Regions from separate parts of the Homo sapiens genome. Here regions 1, 3 and 4 are each linked to region 2. A link is a loop called in an ENCODE intact Hi-C map of the cell type or tissue named here. Cell type or tissue: gastrocnemius medialis. All regions are shown on one strand. Region 1 overlaps LOC107984218 (a long non-coding RNA gene). Region 2 holds the start of LOC124902403 (a long non-coding RNA gene). Region 3 holds the start of LOC107984173 (a long non-coding RNA gene). Region 4 has its middle 9.2 kb from the start of SVIL.

Region 1 (5,000 bases), 50 kb after region 2:
TGCATGTCCCTGGATTTTGGGCCAAAGACTGTTTAAAGACAGGCATTCTGTCACTCCCAAAACACACTCCTGAGGGAGAGTCAGTTAAGCCATCTCAGGATAGGGGTTGCTTGAAAGCAGATGGGGGATGGCCCGAATTTTTGGTAGGTCCTCAGGGGCCTCCCTTGCTATGCTGGGATGTGGCCAAAATCACCTTATGGCTTTTGGGGGTTGTCAACAATGGGCAGACCAACATTTTCCTACTTCCCTGAAGAATTTCTGTGCTGGAGGAATTATCCTCCCAGCCTGGGGGCAAAGCTAACTGCATAACCAAAAGGCTCATGGAAAATAGTAGAAAAAGAACAAAAGTGGTCAGGTAAGGTGGCTCAGGCCTATAATCCCAGCACTTTGGGGGGCCAAGGCAGACAGATCACCTGAGGTTAGGAGTTCAAGACCAGCCTGGCTGATGCAGCGAAACTTCATCGCTACTAAAAATACAGAGTAGCTGGGTGTGGTGGTGTGCGCCTGTAATCCTAGCTACTCAGGAGGCTGAGGCAGGAGAATCACTTGAGCCTGGGAAGCAGAGGTTGCAGTGAGATAAGATTGTGTCACTGCAGTCCAGCCTGGGTGACAGTGAGACTCTGCCTCAAAAAAAAAAAAAAAAGTTTGGGAGGCCAAGGAGGGTGGATCATCTGAAGTCAGGTGTTTGAGACCAGCCTGGTCAACATGGTGAAACCCTGTCTCTATTAAAAACACACAAAATTAGCTGGGCATGGTGGCAGGTGACTGCAGTCCCAGCTACTTAGGAGGGTAAGGCAGGAGAATCACTTGAACTCAGGAGGTAGAGGCTGCAGCGAGCCGAGATTGCACCACTGCACTCCAGCCTGGGCGGCAGAGTGAAACTCCTTCAAAAAAAAAAACAAGCTAATTGAAAAGGAACAAGAGAGCCTCCTCTTGCCCTTGGTTTTTGGTCCAGGTTCTTGAGCAGAGTCCTGGGACCGGTGCCTGGACAGGACTAGGAAGGGAACAAAAATGAGCCCCTTCCTTTCCCACCTCCTAGACAACCTCAGGAAGGGCTAACCAAAGGAAAGAGACTGGGAGGGGACAGAGGACAGGTCAGAGGTGAGGGGGGGTGAGGGAGGGGTAACCGAGGGCTGCATGCCCTGCCCCTGATACTTGTTTTTCCTATGGGGAAATCTGATCCCAGTTCAACCCACCACCAAGATTCCCTGAACTCAGGTGAAGTAAGATGCCAGGCAGCCTATTTGACATGTACACAAAGCCAGCCCGACTCCCCAGTCATCTGCTGTTGGAAGTACCCAAAAGGACAGCTGCATGGGAGCTCTGCTGGTCGTCTGACACTTGTCACAAGCCCAGGGTGTGGGGAAAGGGTGGATTAACCACAGGAAGCCTGGCACAGCCAGAACACCCCTGGATCCTCTATCTGGGGAGAGTGTCTGGTTACCACGCGCAAATGATATGCAGAATTTCTCATGCCTGTAGAGTTTGCCGTGGTTCTCTGTTCTTAGGGGGGCTTTTGCGGTTAGCAGATGTGGCTGCATGGTAGAGTTTTATCAAATCACCGTGGCCTAATCCAAACACCAAGAAATTCTGATTTCATTGGTCTGGAGGAACACAAACAGCAGTCTTTCTGAATGTGCCTCCAGGACTAAGACCCACTGACATGTGGGATCTCAAGTGATCTTCCAGTTACCCCACTGAGAAAAGGGGGACGTTTTATGGATAAGGAAACAGTCTCAGAAAATGAGATGACTTGCTGAAGATTATGTGCAGACAGGTCAGTAGATTCTCTTGTCCAGAAACCACAACGTAATTGTCTCTTGGAGGAAAAAAAATAATGTTTTTAAAAGTGGATTCATAGGTTGTGTGGTGTCAACAGATACTGTGATTTTATTTGACTCTTACAAAGTGAGGGAAGGAAAGCCATCTGAGTATCTGGGACCCCACCTGCATTCTCCATGTGTCGTGCTCAGATGCGGGAGAGTAAGGAACATTCAGCCAGTGATTGACATGTGTTTCCAATGCATGAACATTTGTTCCACATGTTTTTGGGCTCTCCAGGAAGCTCAGCCATCAGATATTCATGTCTCATTTTTTTTTTTCTTGTCGGGCACAAGACAAGGGCTCCCTCCACGTTGGAGAATTCTACTCTCCCGTGGCTACCCTTGATCACTCACTGCCGCCTTCCTCGAGAAAATATCACCCCAGGGCCTGAAATCAAGCTGTCTAGTGCAGAGCCTGGAACGTCTGAATCTCAAAGACAGGCTTGAACTAGAATTTCTGGCTTGAGACGTCTTGAGGCCTGTGGAGAACTAGTACAAGAGTAATCTTGTATTGAAGAATAAATTTGTAACGCTGCAACAAGACCCTCATGAGGTTTGGGGATCCTGACTTGTAAACGGGGCTCTTCTCGCAGCTGCCTAAGGATGTTTAGGGTGCGCATCCACGACTCCCAGGATGGGAGAAAGAGTTAAGCTAAGGGACACTGTTGCCTTTGGTGTGGTAATGGAAGTGCAACTGTTGTGTACATGCATGATTCCTCCCACGTGCAGCACACATAGTATACATACATCCAACACACGTGACACCCAGAATATGTACACTCCACACACGCTCACACAACACCTGCATACACAACACACACATGCAACACACAAAATTCACAGTGCATGTGCACATAATTCAAGTTCACACAACTCCTGTATACACAACACACATGTAGCACACACAACACTCAATGTGCACTCAATGCAAGCTTACAACACACATGACACATGCATGCACACCACACACACGTGCAATACACAAAATTCACAATACGTGTTCACTCAACACATGTATATACACACCACACAGGACATACCATACATGTGCACACAACACAAGTTCACACAACCCACATAGCACATGCATATGCTTCACACACACATGCAACACACAGGACACACAGCACATGTGCACTCAGTGCAAGCTCACACAACACACACAACACATGCATATACACCGTACACACATGCAACACAAGCAACACAGTACATGTGTACTCAGCATACACCCAAGCCGGCTTCTTAGGGACCTCACTGAGCACTTCCAATAACCAGCCAGCAGGGGACAGCATTGCAAAGGCTTTGCAGGACAGGCGAGCTCCCTCAGGAGGCAACAAGTGTCAAAGATTCATCAACTTTACAATCTACATCCAGTGCCTACTATGTGCCAGTCATTTTGCTAGGTGCTTCCAGCCATGATAAAAACGGAAATGTCTCTTCCTTCAAGACTAAGCTTCCTTCAAAAACTCGAGAGGTGGAAGATGGCGTGGGAGTAAGGGGTTGCAACCGAGAACCACCACGTGGCCACCTGGCTCCGAGGCTGGGCTTGGGTAGGAGAGTCGCTGCCTTGGATCTAGCTCTGCCACTTAGTTTCTGCCCCTTTACTGTAACATGAAGTGGCTGCTACAGCAGCACTGTCTCGCAGAAATACGGTGTGAGCTGCACATGCGATCCAAACTAAATTCTTTAATCACGCCATTAAAAACGGGAGAAGGAAGCAGGTGAAATTAATTTTACTCGTATGTTTTATTTAACCCAGTATATCAAAAATAGTAATATATAGGGCCAGGCGAGGTGTCTCATGCCTGTAATCCCAGCACTTTGGGAGGCCGAGGCGGACGAATCACCTGAGGTCGGGAGTTCGAGACCAGCCTGGCCAACATGGTGAAACCCCATCTCTACTAAAAATACAAATCTACTAAACATACCAAAAAAAAAAAAATAGCCAGGCATGGTGGCGGGCATCTGTAGTTCCAGCTACTAGGGAGGCTGAGGGAGAAGAATCGCTTGAACCTGGGAGGCAGAGGTTGCAGTGAACAGAGATTGCTCTACTGCACTCCAGCCTGGGCAACAGGGCAAGACTCCATCTCAAAAAAACAAAACAAAACAAAACAAAATAGTAATACATATATTCACTGTGTAATATAAAAAGATTGAGCTAATTTACATTCACTTTCTGTACGAAGTCTGGGTGTATTCTACGTTCACAGCATGTCTCAATTCGGACCGCCTGCACTCCCTGCGCTCAATTGCCACCTGTGGCCGGGGCTTGCAGTATTGAACAGCCATCCAACTAGAGTTTTCAGGCCTTGCAGGGTGTTAGAATCACCTGGGTGGCGGGGGAGTGGCTATGAAAAAATTTCTTGTGCCCAAAACAACAAACAAATGCAGTGCTCGGGCCCTACTATATTAATTCTAGTCTGTCTGAGAGCCTGAGGCTGTCACCCAAATACCAAATGTCAGCCTAGCCCATTTGCTTTCCCTTTTCCAGTGTGCACCTCCTTCCTTCACATCACATCACACACACACACACACACACACACACACACACACACACAGTTTGGAGTCTGAAATTAGGAGGATCACTTGAGCCCACGAGACAGAGGTTGCAGTGTGCCAAGATCACACCACTGCACTCCAGCCTGGGCAACAGAGTGAGACTCTGTCTCAACAACAACAACAAAAAATCCAAACCACAACATAAAACAGAGGGATAAACAGAAGAGACAGTCGTGCTGTTCTGCATCTCTTGGTTGCTGGACCCTGTAGGTCCCACAACCTTTGCTGACATCCCTCAGAGAAGCTCCATCACTTTGTCCTCCTGCCCCCAGCAGATGCCAAGCCCCAGAAGGGCCCCTCCTCTTGTCACTGTCCCTCCAGGTCTGGCAGAGCCAGTTCCTTTGTCGGTGAGGAAGCTGTGATCTTGGGAGCAGTGGCCCTTTCCTCTCTGGGTGGAACACGGAGCTCAGCCTCTGCCCTCCCTCTCTCTGCTCCTCTTTGTCACCTTCCACTCACAGGCCTGGGAAAAGGACCCTCAGGGCTCCTTGCCTGCAGTCCTTTTGGTTGGCAGGAGCTGCTGATTGGCATGGGCTGACAGCTTTCCCGAGGGGGATGTCTGGAGGCCACCAGCTGCCTCCACACACAGGTGCCCAGGTGTGTGGCTGCTTCAGCTCC
Region 2 (5,000 bases):
CACATATGGGTTTTAGTCTTAGTCCTACACAAACAACAAAAAAAGTCATTCCTGGATTCATGCTTCCAGGACATGCTGCCTTCTGTGAGAGGGCTGTTTTTCCAGACATCCACTCTACCTTGCCTCTCATGTCCAATACTCATGAAATCCTGTTAGTTCTATTTCCTAAATATTATGTGATTTTTCTGCTTTCTCTCCACCTACCCCTTAGAACCAGCCCTCCTCCTCTCTCACCTGGACCATTGCTGAAGGCTCTCAGCTGGTTTAGTTGTCTCCCAACTCTTCTCAAGCCAACCCTTTCTTTAAGCTGAATGCAAATTCAATCATGCTACCTTCCTGTATAATGTCCTTTACGATAAATTCCCAATGCCCACAAGATAAAGCCTAAATTCCTCACCCAGGCACACAAGGCCCTATAAGATCTGGCAATTATTGTGATCAAGTATGTTTCTTTCTTTCTTTCTTTCTTTCTTTTTTGAGACCGAGTTTCACTCTGTCGCCCAGGCTGGAGTGCAGTGGTGCGATCTCAGCTTACTGCAACCTCCACCTCCTGGGTTCAAGTGATTCTCCTGTCTCAGCCTCCCGAGTAACTGGGACTACGAGTCCTGGTGCCCGCCACCATGCCCGGCTAATTTTGCATTTTTAATGGAGATGGGGTTTCACCATGTTGGCCAGGCTGGTCTCAAACCCCTGACCTCAGTTGATCCGCCTCAGCCTCCCAAAGTGTTAGGATTACAGGTGCGAGCCACTGTGCCTGGCCTATTTTTTTCTCTTAATAAATTGTGAGTTTCTCAAGGGTGGAGACTGTTCCTCTATCTTCCATATCCAGGGCACATTGTAAAAAATATTCAGATTAGGCCACTTATTTAGAAATTCATGGAAATGTTGATTGGGACACAATCAACCCTTTGAAGATATCTTCCAAAGGAAATCTTTGTTGAATTTGGCAAGTGGTTTAATTCAAGAAAGATATGTTGAAATTTTAGTTTTTAAAAAGCTTACATATAAAAAACAAGTTTTAAAAAACACAAGATATATAAGAAACAAAATTTAAAAACAAGTTTGCCCCAATTGATCTTGGTCTCAGATACCCAGAAACAATGTAGTCCTGTAAGGTCTTCCACATGCTCTAAAGATGTCCAGAAAATTCTGTCAGTGGGATCTTTGCAAGAAAAGGTATACGAGTCAAGGTGGAGCCCGATCCTTCTGCCTCATCGTCACTGTAATGAGAGGGAGAGCAGTGGAACCCATTCAGGGTCTACCAGGAGGCAGCACTCTCTTCCCTGGAAGCCTCTGAGACTGTCAACCTTCCAAGAAGGTGACTCTGGAGGGACAGGGTAGGATTATGTCATATTCCTGGAATAGTGTAGCAAAAGTCCCCCTGTTTATGCACTCTGCTGAGATTCAGGTCTGTGCTGGCACAGGACAGAATGTTCCAGCACAGGATAACTATGTTACAGTGCCAGTTATGAAAGCAGGGGAGTGTCTTGTGTTGGGGGCAGAGCAGTCTTTGACTGCCACGCTAGGTAAAAGGCCACCACGAAAGCCTTCTTATTTAGTCTGAGCTTTCACAATTCCAGGCTCTTGCCAGTCTCAGGATTTTTCTCGTGAATGAACCAGGAAGGTCCAAGGTAGGGTGAGCAAGGCAAGCTAGCCAGGGATAGGAGCAGGGCTAGTTTGTAGTGCAGGCTGCCCTGCTGAGGGGAGCAGCCTCATATGAGTCCAGGAGGCAGTCAGCATGATTCACCGAGCCTGTTGGAGGCTAGTGACTTGAGCTGGTGTTTCATAAGGCTCTGCATGGGCAGTTTTCCCTCCCGGATTCCTCTCCATGCAGCTGCAGACTGAGGAAAATCAAAGCCACAGCTTCTGCTGGGATTTGCATGGGAAAGTTTCCCCCTTCCCTGGGAATGTCCTTTCAGTTCTCTACACCCCGTGGCTTCGACTATGTTCCACAAACACTGAGCCAACAGCTTGCCAGAACCCCAGGGTCAGCGCCTGTGGAACCTGTCACCCACCTGCAGCTGCAAGTCTTGGGATATGCGTGAGACCTCAGACAGCAGTCTGCCTGCTGGGTGGAGGTGGGGGGTCCAGGCCAGGATGGGCTGACTGGCAAACATTCCCAGGTAGGGTGACCAACTCATCCTGGTTGTCCCAAGACTTTACTGCCTTTAGCACTAAAAGAATCATATCAAAGGAAATTCCTCAGTCCTAGACAGAAGAGGACACCCTGTCCCCTGACTCTCTAATCCCCGGCAGTGGTGTGCCTGCTGACCTGCCCAAATAGTTGTACTTATCCTGAGCTGCTGATTCACCTTGTGGACAGGGTGGCTCAATGCAACTGATGGCACTTTCCTCTTTGGCTGGCTCCTAGAAAATTCATTTTAAAATTTATTTTATTTTATTTTTGAGACTGGGGCCTTGCCAGGCTGGAGTGTAGTGGTGCGATCATAGCTCACTGCAGCCTCAAACTCCTGGGTTCAAGCCATCTTCCTATCTTAGCCTATGGCATAGCTGAGACTACAGATGTGTGCCACCACGCCTGGCTAATTAAAAAAAAAATTATTTTGGTAGAGATGGGCCTTGCTATGTTGCCCATCAGGTTTTGAACTCCTGAGCTCAAGTGATCCTCCTGCCTCAGCCTCCATAGTCGCTGGGACTACAGGTATGCACCACCACATCTGGCTAATTTTTAAAAAAATTTTTGTAGAGACAGAGTCTCTCTATGTCGCCCAGGCTGATCTTGAACTCCTGGCCTCAGGCATTCCTCCTTGGCCTTCCAAAGTGCTGGGATTATACACATGAGCCGGCTGCTGGAAATTTCAGAGCCTAATTTGTACCTCTCCCTAACGAATTATATAGGAATGAGTAGGTGCAATTTGTGTGTTAATCTTTCTCTTAGCCAATCCATCTCTCCTTAGCATCTATTTGTCTTCTTTTAATACTTACTATAAAACACACCTTCTCTTACATCATTGGCCGTAGCTTTGTAACCATTTCAAATTATATTTCAAAGACCTACAAATTGTTAGGCCCCTCTCAAACCTCCTGCAGGGAAATCTTTCCTATCTGCCCAAGACCCTTCTTTGAGTGTGTCTGGCCTTGGCCAGGAGGCACCATTGTAACAAAATAGACCTGATCATGCACTTGGGGAAAAATCACTAATCCTTAGTGTCTGCTGTTATGAACAGAGGTATTTTTAAAAACGTTAGAAACATGTATAGGCCTTTGCTGAAATTACGATCAAATTCTGTACCTGCTTAACAATTTGTTCCATCACAGTGTAATGGCGAGCGTGCGCCTGGCTGCTCCCCCAAATGATCGCGGTTGGGTTTTCTGTACAGTTTTCTCTCCAGTCGAAAGATAATTGCTTTCCACACATAGGAAAATCTAAGCATAGAACCAGGTGTTCAGGTAGCTTGGGCTGAGCCAAATGAAACCAGCCACAGGCAGGCTCTGTGAAAACAAGATTTAGCTTGCATGACAGCTACTGTTTCACTGGCTTTGATGAGGTGTGAGCGATGTGTATTTCACAGGCCACAATACGGCTTCGAGAGGGAGCCTGAACTTCAGTGTCTACTTCCAGTTCTTTGCCCTTGGCTGTTTTGATTTTCAGTCTGAGAGGTACTCCTGGGCTAATTCACTTTTTTCTCTGGCACTCGTAGAAAGAATCCAGGCACTATTCGGCACAGTAATTTGAACATTTTTCATTTAGGAGGATCTGGCCATGGGACCAAATCCTGGGACCAGTGAGTCTTGGAAAAATCACTTAGAAAATGTATCCAAGGCCTGTTTGCTAAAATCATTCCCTCTTTTCATTTATCTTTGCAGACATTTCGCTTCCTGTCTCATAACAAATTCAAATAACAAATTCAACTTTAGGTCTGAAAAAATGTGAGCTGTGACCACAATATATTGTTATCTGAATTGTCCAGATGGTCCAGGAAAAAAAAAATTGAAGCTTATTTGATTGATTTCTCTAACTTCCCAGACAGATTATGATTCATTGGGAAAATGTTCCCTGTGGTTTTCTAGAGTATTTTCAAGCAATAGCCGTGCCGAAGGAGCTTCAGGGTATGAAGACTAGTTTCTAAATGATACATAATAAACCCTGTTGCTTGGCAAAGTTTTCATTTTGAAATCTGAAACCTTTACCATCTCCAAGTTTCAGGATAGCAAAAGAATCTCAACTGATTTCACCAAAATCAATTCCTGACCTTTGACCTTTATTACAAACTGTAGCATGAAGTCTTTGCCCCACTCAAAAGTATACAATTTTTTTTCATGAATCATTGTGGTTCGTTCAGAAAAACTTGGCCAAGGCATGAGGTTTATGTCCAGTTTAGAACACTTGTGCCAGATATGATACATTCAACATGATGTGTGGTTTCCTCTTTTTTTTTGAGACGGAGTCTTGCTCTGTCACCCAGGCTGCAGTGCAGTGGGGCACTCTCGGCTCACTGCAACCTCCACCTCCCAGGTTCAAGTGATTCTCCTGCCTGAGCCTCCCAAGTAGTTAGGACTACAGGCACCCGCCATCACACCGGGCTAATTTTTGTATTTTTAATAGAGATGGGGTTTCACCATGTTGGCCAGGCTGGTCTTGAACTCCTGACCTCAAGCAATCTGCCTGCCTCGGCCTCCCCAAAGTGCTGGGATTACATGCATGAGCCACCATGCCCGGCTGGTTTTGATTTCTTGAGAAATCCCTGTAACGGCACCTTGAAACCCCACCAAGCCATTGTGAGGAGCATTTAAGCCAAACCAAGATCCCTGTTTAGGGTTTGATGTTGGATTCTCCTGGCAATGTGGGTCTTGTCTACAATACAGTTGGTGCACACTCCCATAACCCACAGCAGCACCCGGCTGGATGAAAAATGACTCTATCCAAATGATGGGATGTGTTCTTTCCCAACAGAGGCCCACACGGCTCTGCGAGCCTTCTTCAGGGAAGCTCTGTAGTGCCTGAGCTGTCATCCTAGCCCCATGAGAGAAAGGACAGG
Region 3 (5,000 bases), 87 kb before region 2:
GTTTTCATCATTATTTTTTTGGTTTTGTTTTTTTTGTTTGTTTTCTTTTAGAGACAGGGTCTTGCTGTGTTGCCCAGGCTGGAGTGCAGTGGAGCAATCACTGCTGGAGTGCAGTGGAGCTCACTGGAGCCTCCAGCTCTTGAGCTCCAAGTATCCTCCCACCTCAGCCTCCTGAGTAGCTGGGACTACTGGTGCATGCCCCCGTGCCTGGCTAATTACATTTTTTTTTTTTTTTTTTTTTTTTAGAAACTGGGTCTTGCTATGTTGCCCAGGCTGGTCTCAAATTTCTGGCCTGAAATAATCCTCCCACCTCGGCCTCCCAAAGTGCTGGGATTACAGGCATGAACCACTGCACCCAGCCTGTCATCATTGTTGAAAAGCATTTTAAGTACCTCCCAGCTGCCCTGCTGGCAGAGGAGGCAGATGCATCCTATAGAGTAGTGGGTACAAACATGGGCTTCAGCCTCAGCCAGCCTTGGGTTCAAATTCCAGCCAGGGAAGGGACAGGATTCAGCAGGGCCAGGATTAGAGTCAGGTGATTAAGGCTGAGTCCCAGTATAAGGTCAGAGTCTGTCTTTTTTTCACATTTTAATATTTTACTATGGAATGTTTTCACTAATTTTGCATTTTTAAAAAATTGCACTGAAATATCCTTTACCTTGCTTACTGAGCCTTTTGGCTTTCCTTTACATTTTGCACCAAACTGAGTGCTCACTCACCTCACCTAGTCTCAATATAGTCCAGCCCAAGCATGTCGGTTTCATGAGGTTGTGCAAGTCATTTTAAATCTTGCTTTCATCGTCTGAAAATGGGATGATTAACAGATTCTATCTTACAGGGTTTTGTAAAGTTAAATGAGATAATGCCCTTAAAACTCTTAGCACGGGACCTGAAGTGTACATAGGTGTGCAATAAACTGCCTGTACCTTTGCTAAGTCACCCTATGGCCAGGATCTGATGTGTTGCACACAGCAAACCTAGATATAGCGTGTGCCTCCTGAAGGAATCATTTGCTTGAAGAGAGAACATGAGTCAGTGCCCAAAAAGCATGTTACTGCCAATAAGAACCACATTTTACAAGACAGAAAATGACCCGCCAAGCCATTTCTGGACACTTACTAATAAAATGTAGCTAATTTCAAATTGGGATCCAGACTATGACTTGAGCCGGGCTGCAGGTTGTTAAAAACCATGAGCAAATTCACAGATCCCAGAGTAGAAGAAATGCCCTTTGCTGAGAATCAGCCGAAATTGTGGTGTGTGTTGGAAAACAGCAGCAAGTACTTATTCCTTGGACACCTTGTCCTCAGCTAAGGCATTTGCTAGGCACCCGTAGGAATATATGCTTGAGAAATAGGCGAAACTACTTGCGAACACGTGCACCGACCAAGGCTGCTGTATGCCCTGCAGTGCATATAAACACATGGTGGGAGTGAGCTCAGGGTGAAAAGATGTGTTAAGAAACACATTATATCAACCACATCCGCCCTTCCACACATTCTGGGAAAATGACAGTTTATGCTTTCAATGTTGCCGTTTCCAAAGAACCGTGATTTAGTGTCTCATATAAAAGTACAGCAGGCAAGCTGGATCCATTTCAAATTTACTAGTAAAATTAAAATTAGTTCTTTGAAAATTGAAAAACTTTCAGCCAAGAGATTCATTCTGGTTTCATGACATTTGTAAAATTGTTCTATGTTTAAGGTTTTAGGTATTGAAAACATCTGTCCTATTTCCTAAGGTAAAACTCAATGCTAAAAGGAATGACAGTGAAAAAAGGTGACTGATGAGCTTTTGAATTTCAACTCTCTTTACTACTTGGAGTCTGGAAATAGCTTGTGATAGGCAGAATATGGATCCCCCAAAGATGTCCACGTCCTAATCCCTGCAATTTGTGAATATGTTGCTTTTGTAAGGAACTTTGCAGATGTGATTAAATTAAGAATCTTGAGATGGGAAGATTATCTTGGATTATTTTAGTGGGCCTAAATGAATCACACAAATCTTCAAAATCAGACAACCTTTTCTTGCCATAGTTGGAAGGCGATATTCCTGCAGAAGAAAAGTTAAAAAGATGCAACTTTGCTGGCTTTGAAAATGGAGAATAGGCCATAAACAAAGGAATGGAGCAGCTGCAAGGAGCTAAAAGACAAAGAAATAGATTTCCCCCTAGAACCTCCAGAAAGGAATGCAGCCCAGCTGATGCCCTGATTTTAGTCCAGTGCAACCTGTGTTGGACTTCTAACTTCAAGAACTGTAAGGTAATATATCCGTCTTGTTTTGTTTTTTCCTTTTTTGAGATGGAGTCTTGCTCTGTTGCCCAGGCTGGAGTGCAGTGGTGTGATCTCGACTCACTGATTCTCCTGCCTTAGCCGCCCGAGTAGCTGGAATTATAGGTGCCACCATGCCCAGCTAATTTTTGTATTTATAGTAGAGATGAGGTTTCATCATCTTGGCCAGGCTGGTCTTGAATGCCTGACCTCAGGTGATCCGCCTGCCTCAGCCTTCTAAAGTGCTGGGATTACAGGCATGAGCCACCGTGCCTGGCTACATCTGTCTTAAGTCACAAAGTTTGTGGTGATTTGTTATAGCAGCAAAAAGCAACTAATATACAGCTGAAATTATATAACTTTCCATTCATCAATTTCATGACTTATTGTAGCTTTACTAGGTATTTAAAAGCAAACTCTAGTATAGTATTTTTAAAATTCTAATATTTTTATTGTTGGGTCTTGCATCCTTGTTTTCTTCTCCTCATTTATCCTAGGATGGTAGGACCTACAGATTCTTGATTAGATTATAGATGCAAAAAAAGAACCTGGAATTATTCCCCAAGAAGCTCCTTCTTCTGAAACCAAGAGGTGAGGAATGCTCGTCTGCTCCAGGACATGCTCAGTGAGATGAAAAGCTGTATGCATGGGAGTTGGGCCATGAAGTGCAAGACGCAAACCCTTGAAATCGTTTTTAATGAAATATAAACATTGAGTTAGCATGAGGGCCACAGTTTCTGGGTGGTTGGTTCTAAGTTTGGCAATCAGGACATAGAGGGAAAATTCTCCTGCTTTAATGGCCTCCAGATGTTCTTTTGGTCCCAACTGAAAATTTCTCATCATTTATGGTTAATATTTTTGTCAGCAGCAGAGTTTTGTTGTAATGTCTCCAAACTGGTGGTAGTGACCATTAGTCATTAGACAAACCCCAAATAAGGGTTTAATCTTGGGGTCACTTTAAGTGTTCCATTATATTTCACTTAATGAATAGTCATCAGAATGTTCTGTTTGTACAACAGGGGACTACATGATTCTATCTGATGACAACCAGTCAGTGATCTCAGGTATAAAATGCAATGTCCTATTGTAACAATGGCTGGCATTACACCCAACATCTAGAAGAAAAAAAACAATGATGTCAGAAGGCAGTCATCTGGAGTGAATAAAAGGCAAGAGGCTTATTGCAAATTCTAATGCACTTCATCATAGAATTTTAATTAACTATTCCATTCACACCAATTGGGGACTATTAAAGCAGTCGTTTCTGAGAAGCAATCTTTGGGAAATTCAGGTAAAAAAAGACAACTTCTGTCTTCTGGAACAATAAGGTTATGACTTCCTACACCTAATAAAAGGTGACTATATAGCCAGGCGTGGTGGCACGCGCCTGTAATTCCAGCTACTCAGAAGGCTGAGGAATGAGAATCGCTTGAACCCGGGAGGTGGAGGTTGCAGTGAGTAGAGATCGCACCACTGCACTCAAGCCTAGATGACAGTGAGACTCTGTCCCCCACTCCCCCCACAAAAGTTATCATGCAGGATCTGCCCTGGGATATAGTTTAATTATGTAACATAGTCTGAAAATAAGCAAATTACTTATATACATGCTTTGATCTTTCTCTATCTGAGGAATGGGAAGAACATAGTTTACCTCTCTAGAAGTCGCTTCTGAGAATTGTGGTCCATGCTCCATTCTGAATCCACAAGGAAAGGCCTTCACACTATACATGGCAATTGCCATTAGATATTGTCTTCTGGTTATGGCGCAATGGGCTGATTGCCTTAGTTATGTCAGAAAGGTGTTTGAAGAGCCTATTGTGACTTGCCTGGTTTTAAAGGCTTGAGTTATAACTGGCTAATAATACACATTGATACTGTCTGCAGCTTTTAACAAGTGTTTTTTGTTTGTGCTTAATACTTATCAGATGACTAGGTAATTTTTGAGGTTGACTCACCAGGGCATTTGGTTTCATGGGTCATTAGGGACCTGAATTACAGGCCCTTCACAACACTTAGCAAGTGAATCATACTGAACAATAGAATCTCTTTTAACCTTTGTCTTTTTAAAAATTAAATGATAATAAATCATTCGACCCTACATTAAATCTTCTCCTCTCCTCTCCTCTCCTTTCCTTCTCGACAGGGTCTTGCTCTGTTGCCCAGGCTGGAGTGTGGTGCAATCGTGGCTCACTGCAGTCTTGAGCTCCTGGGCTCAGGTGATCCTCCTGCCTCCTGCCTTAGTCCCTCCTTCAGCTGGCACTACAGGTGTGCAACACCATGCCCAGATAATTTTGTATTTTTTGAAGAGATGGGGAGGATCTCTCTCTGTTGCTCAGACTGGTCTCAAACTCCTGACCCAGATTGATCCTCCCACCTTGGCCTCCCAAACATAGCCTAGTACTCTAGGAGTTTCCCTGCTTGCAGAGAGGAACAGTGCTTTGCTAGAACTGTTAGAACAAAGAAAAGATGACTGGGTGCGGTGGCTCATGCCTGCAATCCCAGCACTTTGGGAGTCTGAGGTGGGCGGATCATCTGAGGTCAGGAGTTCAAGACCAGCCTGGCCCATATGGTGAAACCCCGTCTCTACTAAAAATACAAAAATTAGCCAGGCGTGGTGGTGGGTGCCTGTAATCCCAGCTACTCAGGAGGCTGAGACAGGAGAATTGCTTTAATCCAGGAGGCGGAGGTTGCAGTGAGCCGAGATTATGGTATTGCACTCCAGTCTGGGCA
Region 4 (5,000 bases), 300 kb before region 2:
AAAGGTATCCAGTTACAAATAAATAGTTTGGAAATGACACTTAACCCTTAGGTTATCTCATACAGACTAAGACCTGCAGTGACTTACTTGTGCAGGTGTATTCCTACAAGCTGTGAGGCTTACAAGGACTGTGATGCCTTAGCTTCATTACCAGCACCACATTTAGATAAACCCAGGAGGGATGCGATTACTTGTGTTGGTGGAAAACAGAAAACAAAAGAAAACAAAAAACTCAAGGATGTCCAGCCTGTTGGGTACATTCCAAAGTCCCACTTCTCTGAGCTGGAACCTCCTATCCTCCCTCCCACCAGCAGGTGACCTGTGCCCAACCATGAGACACCAGCCACCCTGGCCATCCTTCCTATTCCTGTCTAGTTTGTTCTCTCTGCTCAGAATGCCTTTCCACCCTTCTCACTTAGAAAACCCCTAATCTGGCCAGGTGCGGTGGCTCATGCCTATAATCCCAGGACTTTGGGAGGCTGAGGCAGATGGCTCACCTGAGGTCAGGAGTTCAAGACCAGCCTGGCCAACACAGTGAAACTCTGTCTCTACTAAAAATACAAAAATTAGTCAGGTATGGTGGCTCGAGCCTGTAATCCCAGCTACTCCCGAGGCTGAGAAGCGCTTGAACCTGGGAGGCAGAGGTTGCAGTGAGCTGAGATTGTGCCACTGCACTCCAGCCTAGACAACAGAGTGAGACTCTGCCTCAAAAACAGAAAGAAAGAGAGAGAGTGAGAAAGAAAGAAAGAAAGAAAGAAAGAAAGAAAGAAAGAAAGAAAGAAAGACCGACCCCTAATCATACTTCAAGCCTTAGTTGAGAATATTTCCCCTACAAATCTCTCCTAGACATGGTCTCTGATTCCCAATCTCTAGGCTGTTAGCAGAGACTCCATGACATTTTCATATTACCAGGACCTAGCAACATGTGCCACTCAGTAAATTTAATAAATGTTTGTGATGTGGACTGAAAATATCAAAATAGTCTGCAGTTAGATCTCTTCTCTCTCTCTTTTTTTTGGAGACAGAGTCTCACTCTGTCGCCCAGGCTGGAGTGCAATGACATGATCTCAGCTCACTGCAGCCTCCACCTGCTGGGTTCAAGCCATTCTCCTGCCTCAGCCTCCCAAGTAGCTGGGACCTCAGGCACATACCACCATGCCTGAATAATGTTTTCGTATTTTTAGTAGAGACTGGGTTTCACCATGTTGGCCAGGCTGGTCTTGAACTCCTGACCTCAAATGATCCGCCCACCTCAGCCTCTCAAAATGCTGGGATTACAGGCGTGAGCCACTGCACCCGGCCGCTCTCTTCTCATTTTAATGCAGCTACAACATTCTCCCTTTTGTCAGGGTGGATTAATCAATTTGCAATATCCCTCCAGAGCTGGAGAAACAGTCACAAGTTGGATCCTCAGCTCACAGGCAGAAAAGAAAACATGCATCACCAGCTCAAATGTTTCTGTGTAGTGGCCTCACTGTCCATTTCTCACTCCTATTTCTGGACTCAAGATGATGTCAGAGCATTGGCCAGGACTGTCAGTGCAGGAAAGTAAGACAACAACACTCTCTGTCTCCTTGCTTCTGCCTTCTGAAAAGTTCTGCTTTCCACAGGGCAATGAACTTGATCAATCACTGGAGGTATTTTTTAAGCAGCTCATTTCCAGGAGATGAAAAGGCTAGGCAACCAGGACCTGTATTTTGCCCTATTTTCTGCCACGATGGAACCAGACTTGGAATCATTTCCTTTTCCCAAAAAGCTTAGGATTTTGACCTCTATGGGAGAAGACAGAGACATGCTGTAGTCTACTGATATGTACACCGATACACCTGTATGAATCGAGCTTGTGGCCTTCTGTACCATGGGCAAGTCATTTTGTTTGTGCATAAATTTCTTTTTAAAGACAAAAAGGGGATATTATTTTCAGTTAATATTTTTCAACCAACAACCCCCCACCCCTGCCGGAAATCTGAATCAATCAATAATTCAATCAATTGAGTCTGTCTTTCTGTCTGTCTGGTCTCGCTTTTTCTCAAAGCTTTTGGAGAACTTTACTGGCTTTAGCTGAAAATCTTTGAGCTCCAAGGTCATCTGTAAGTCACTGGCTTGAACCACTGATGAGCCAGCCAACTTTTCTCTCCCGGGCTGTAGCTTCAGAGCAATGGGTGTGTAGCAGAGCTCAACACAAAGAGAACTGCTGGCCTCGTGGTCAAAATGAGATGTGAACTTGCCAGGGGTGAGCCTGGACCGTGGTTTATGAGTCCTGGCTCCAGAGACCCAGCCTCTCACACGGCTGGAGCAACATCGCGTTCCTGGACACCAGGCTCAGAGTCTTGAGAGTAATCAGAGATGTACAAAGTGTGACATGCTCCGTTTGGGCCACTAGATATCTAAAAATATGGGATTTCTGTCTGCTGTCAAGCAGCAGCTCACTGCACGAACAGAACCATGGAGGCTGCTGCTCAAATGGGGACATGAGCTGACGGTGATGTGACCAGTGGAGTGAGGACCTGGGAGGCTCTTCCCTTCCCTGCTGTTGTTGACATCACAAAGCTCAGCACCACATGTGGTTTGTTTGGCTGATTCCAAATACCAAGAGGGAATGGATCATTCTTATTCCTGAAAGAAAAACTCCAGGAGACTGTGCTCCTCAGGGAGCATCATCTATACCTTAGAGACACACAGGAGCGAGGAGCCTTCTCTGAGCATGTTCTCCCAGCCCCAAGGACCGAGAAACCCCACATCCCCTGGGCCAAGCACTCTGTAGCCCAGTGAAGGTTCCATTCTCATCTTCCTCCAGAAACAGAGCTCTACGTAATGGCTATGCACTCGGCCAACCCACAGAAGCCCGATAAGCTTGTAATAGAGTGGAACCACAGTCCCAATAATTCTATAAAACGGAACCACTTGAACCCAGGAGGCGGAGCTTGCAGTGAGCCGAGATCATGCCACTGCACTCCAGCCTGGGCGGCAGAGCAAGATTCCACCTGAAAGAAAGAAAGAAAGAAAGAGGGAAAGAAAGAAACCAGAAACACTATGTGTTGTATCTTACAATGTATCTTTGGCTCCAACTGTGGATCCTGGGCCATGTCTCCTTGACAGCACGAGTGGGAACTTCCTACCCTAAGGTTTAGCCAGTGACTTCTGTATTGAGGGCAGGGGCTACAAGACTGAGGAGGAGGGTCCCATCTGAAAACTGGGGCGTGGGAGGATGGGGTCTGACAGGAGTCAGCCTGTGGGGACAGAATGGTGGGAGGTGGGAGGCTGAGATCAGGAAGACTGATTTCTGGGGTAGGTGGAGGACACTAAAAAAAAAAACCTGAAAAATTCAAGAAAAGAAAATAACAGAATGATGCAGAAATCAACTGAATAAATTTAGCTTTATATTTAATACAACATTCACTTCATTTTCTTAGGTTTCTCATCGCACTGCCCTCAGGTAAGGGCTTGGTTTTAGTCTGGGGACTGAAAATCGCTGGTCTGGATTAAGATTCCTACAGTGCCATCAAATTCTAAAAACTTGAAATTCTACAATTCTGAGGCATAGCACCATCTCACCTTCTCCAAAGAAAAGCCTCAACAATGAGGGGGAAAAAAAGAAGGAAGGGGCCAGGTGTGGTGGGTCATGCCTGTAAGTCCAGCATTTTGGGAGGCCGAGGCGAGAGGATCACTTGAGGTCAGGAGTTCAAGACCAGCCTGGCCAACATGGTGAAACCATGTCTCTACTAAAAATACAAAAATTAGTCAGGTGTGGTGGCGGGCTCTTGTAGTCCAAACTACTCGGGAGGCTGAGGCAGGAGGGTTGCTTGAACCCGGGAGGTGGAGTTTGCAGTGAGCCGGGATTGTGCCACTGAACTCCAGCCTGGGCGATAGAGTGAAACTCCGTCTCAAAAAATAAATAAATAAGGAAGGAATAAAGCGCTCCAAGCGAGATAAAATATGTTAAAGCAAAGCATTCTGAAATAAAAAATTATTAGACAGTAGGAGAGCAAGCAAAGATAAAATCCTTTGATCATGCCTCAACTTCCCTCCCATAGAGACTCAGGCCAAAGCAGATCAGATAACCCTTTGAAGACCCTGAAGTTATTATCTGTTGGACTACTAAAGTGGATTATTCATTAGCAAGTACAAGTAATTCCCTCCCAAGGATTTATCGAAAGATGGCTGGTAATCTCGTTAGTGGGATAGTGGGTGCAAGTTGCATCAAAGGGAAGAGAGAAAATAAATAAGCAAATACGTTTTCAAACAACTATAGTTATTCAGGAGTTCTTCCAGGTACTCCTAACTCCTTGCTACAGCTCCCTTCAGCTTACGCTTGTACCCCTAGTGACATGGGCCCCCTAAAATGTGACTTGTGTGAGGACAGAGACTTTTGTCTGGTTTGTGAACTGCTGTTCATCTTCAGTGCCTAGGATATATTAAGTGCTCGATAAATATTTCTTGAACGAATAAGGCAAATAATGCGTATGCTCCAGGGAAAATGACAAGGCAATGAGTTCTTTTCCAAAGGCAACTTTATCCCTCACAGACACCCCCCTGCCCTGCAATCTGTGATCGTAATTTCTGCTGGCTTTGTGCAGGCTGTTCCACATGCCTGAATTGGTTTACCTCCTTCTCAAATACCTCTTTGGGAAAGATTTTCCTCATTAAGCAGTGTCTGATTTCAATATAGGACTCCCTTGCAAAATCTTCCGTGCATTCTGATCTCCTGGGCTTGGCATCACTTTCACAAATCCGCTGCCCAGGGACCATGTGTTCACAAAGACACGGCTTACTGGCCCGTATGGTAAGCTAATTGATGTGGTAAGCCCTGAAGGCAGGATTATTTTTCAGCCAGGCCCTGCCTAATGTTTTCTGATGATGGCCAAGTGGGCAAGTTCAGTCCTTTCTCCCCAGAAACATGATCCTGCTTTCTATACCAACAAGTATTAATTCAAATCCCTCGTGGGCAGTCCAGGATATGAAAATTACAGTAATCTAATCTTGTAGAGGAAGAAGTATGA

Evidence for each region. Peaks named below come from ENCODE experiments on the same cell type or tissue, not always from the same donor. Only the 100,000 strongest peaks of a DNase experiment are listed, where the experiment ranks them.
Region 1: it touches region 2 in a loop (8-fold over the local background); 8 of 110 quality-filtered maps call a loop at or near these places.
Region 3: a loop joins it to region 2, with 10 times the contacts of the local background. A loop is called at or near these places in 13 of 110 quality-filtered maps.
Region 4: a loop joins it to region 2, with 4 times the contacts of the local background. A loop is called at or near these places in 4 of 110 quality-filtered maps.

The regions. Positions count from the first base shown.
Region 1 is chr10:29,995,408-30,000,407 of GRCh38, forward strand. The region is part of intron 1 of LOC107984218 (a long non-coding RNA gene); the gene reads right to left. Among named protein-coding and RNA genes, the nearest start is that of JCAD, 62 kb to the right of the region's middle. RefSeq lists a silencer at 2,809-2,997. In gastrocnemius medialis, a CTCF peak has its summit at 3,107 (motif pointing right); DNase peaks (open chromatin) are centred at 844, 1,334, 3,104, 4,414 and 3 weaker places; H3K4me3 peaks cover 455 bases; H3K27ac peaks cover 4,156 bases.
Region 2 is chr10:29,945,589-29,950,588 of GRCh38, forward strand. It overlaps LOC124902403 (a long non-coding RNA gene), which reads left to right and starts at 1,558. Exons shown (of 2, transcript XR_007062101.1): 1 at 1,558-2,123. In gastrocnemius medialis, a CTCF peak has its summit at 2,303; DNase peaks (open chromatin) are centred at 1,403, 1,753, 2,273 and 3,483; H3K4me3 peaks cover 367 bases; H3K27ac peaks cover 5,000 bases.
Region 3 is chr10:29,858,951-29,863,950 of GRCh38, forward strand. LOC107984173 (a long non-coding RNA gene) reads left to right here and starts at 2,067. Exons shown (of 3, transcript XR_001747288.1): 1 at 2,067-2,261; 2 at 2,768-2,861; 3 at 3,290-3,548. LOC124902402 (a long non-coding RNA gene) reads right to left here and starts at 4,076. Exons shown (of 2, transcript XR_007062100.1): 1 at 3,922-4,076; 2 at 2,950-3,385. RefSeq lists an enhancer at 2,564-3,763. In gastrocnemius medialis, no CTCF peak of the experiment used is centred here; DNase peaks (open chromatin) are centred at 2,501 and 4,459; H3K27ac peaks cover 4,803 bases.
Region 4 is chr10:29,641,684-29,646,683 of GRCh38, forward strand. It overlaps a transcript of SVIL not described here. Among named protein-coding and RNA genes, the nearest start is that of SVIL, 9.2 kb to the left of the region's middle. In gastrocnemius medialis, no CTCF peak of the experiment used is centred here; DNase peaks (open chromatin) are centred at 1,488, 2,268 and 4,758; H3K4me3 peaks cover 3,102 bases; H3K27ac peaks cover 5,000 bases.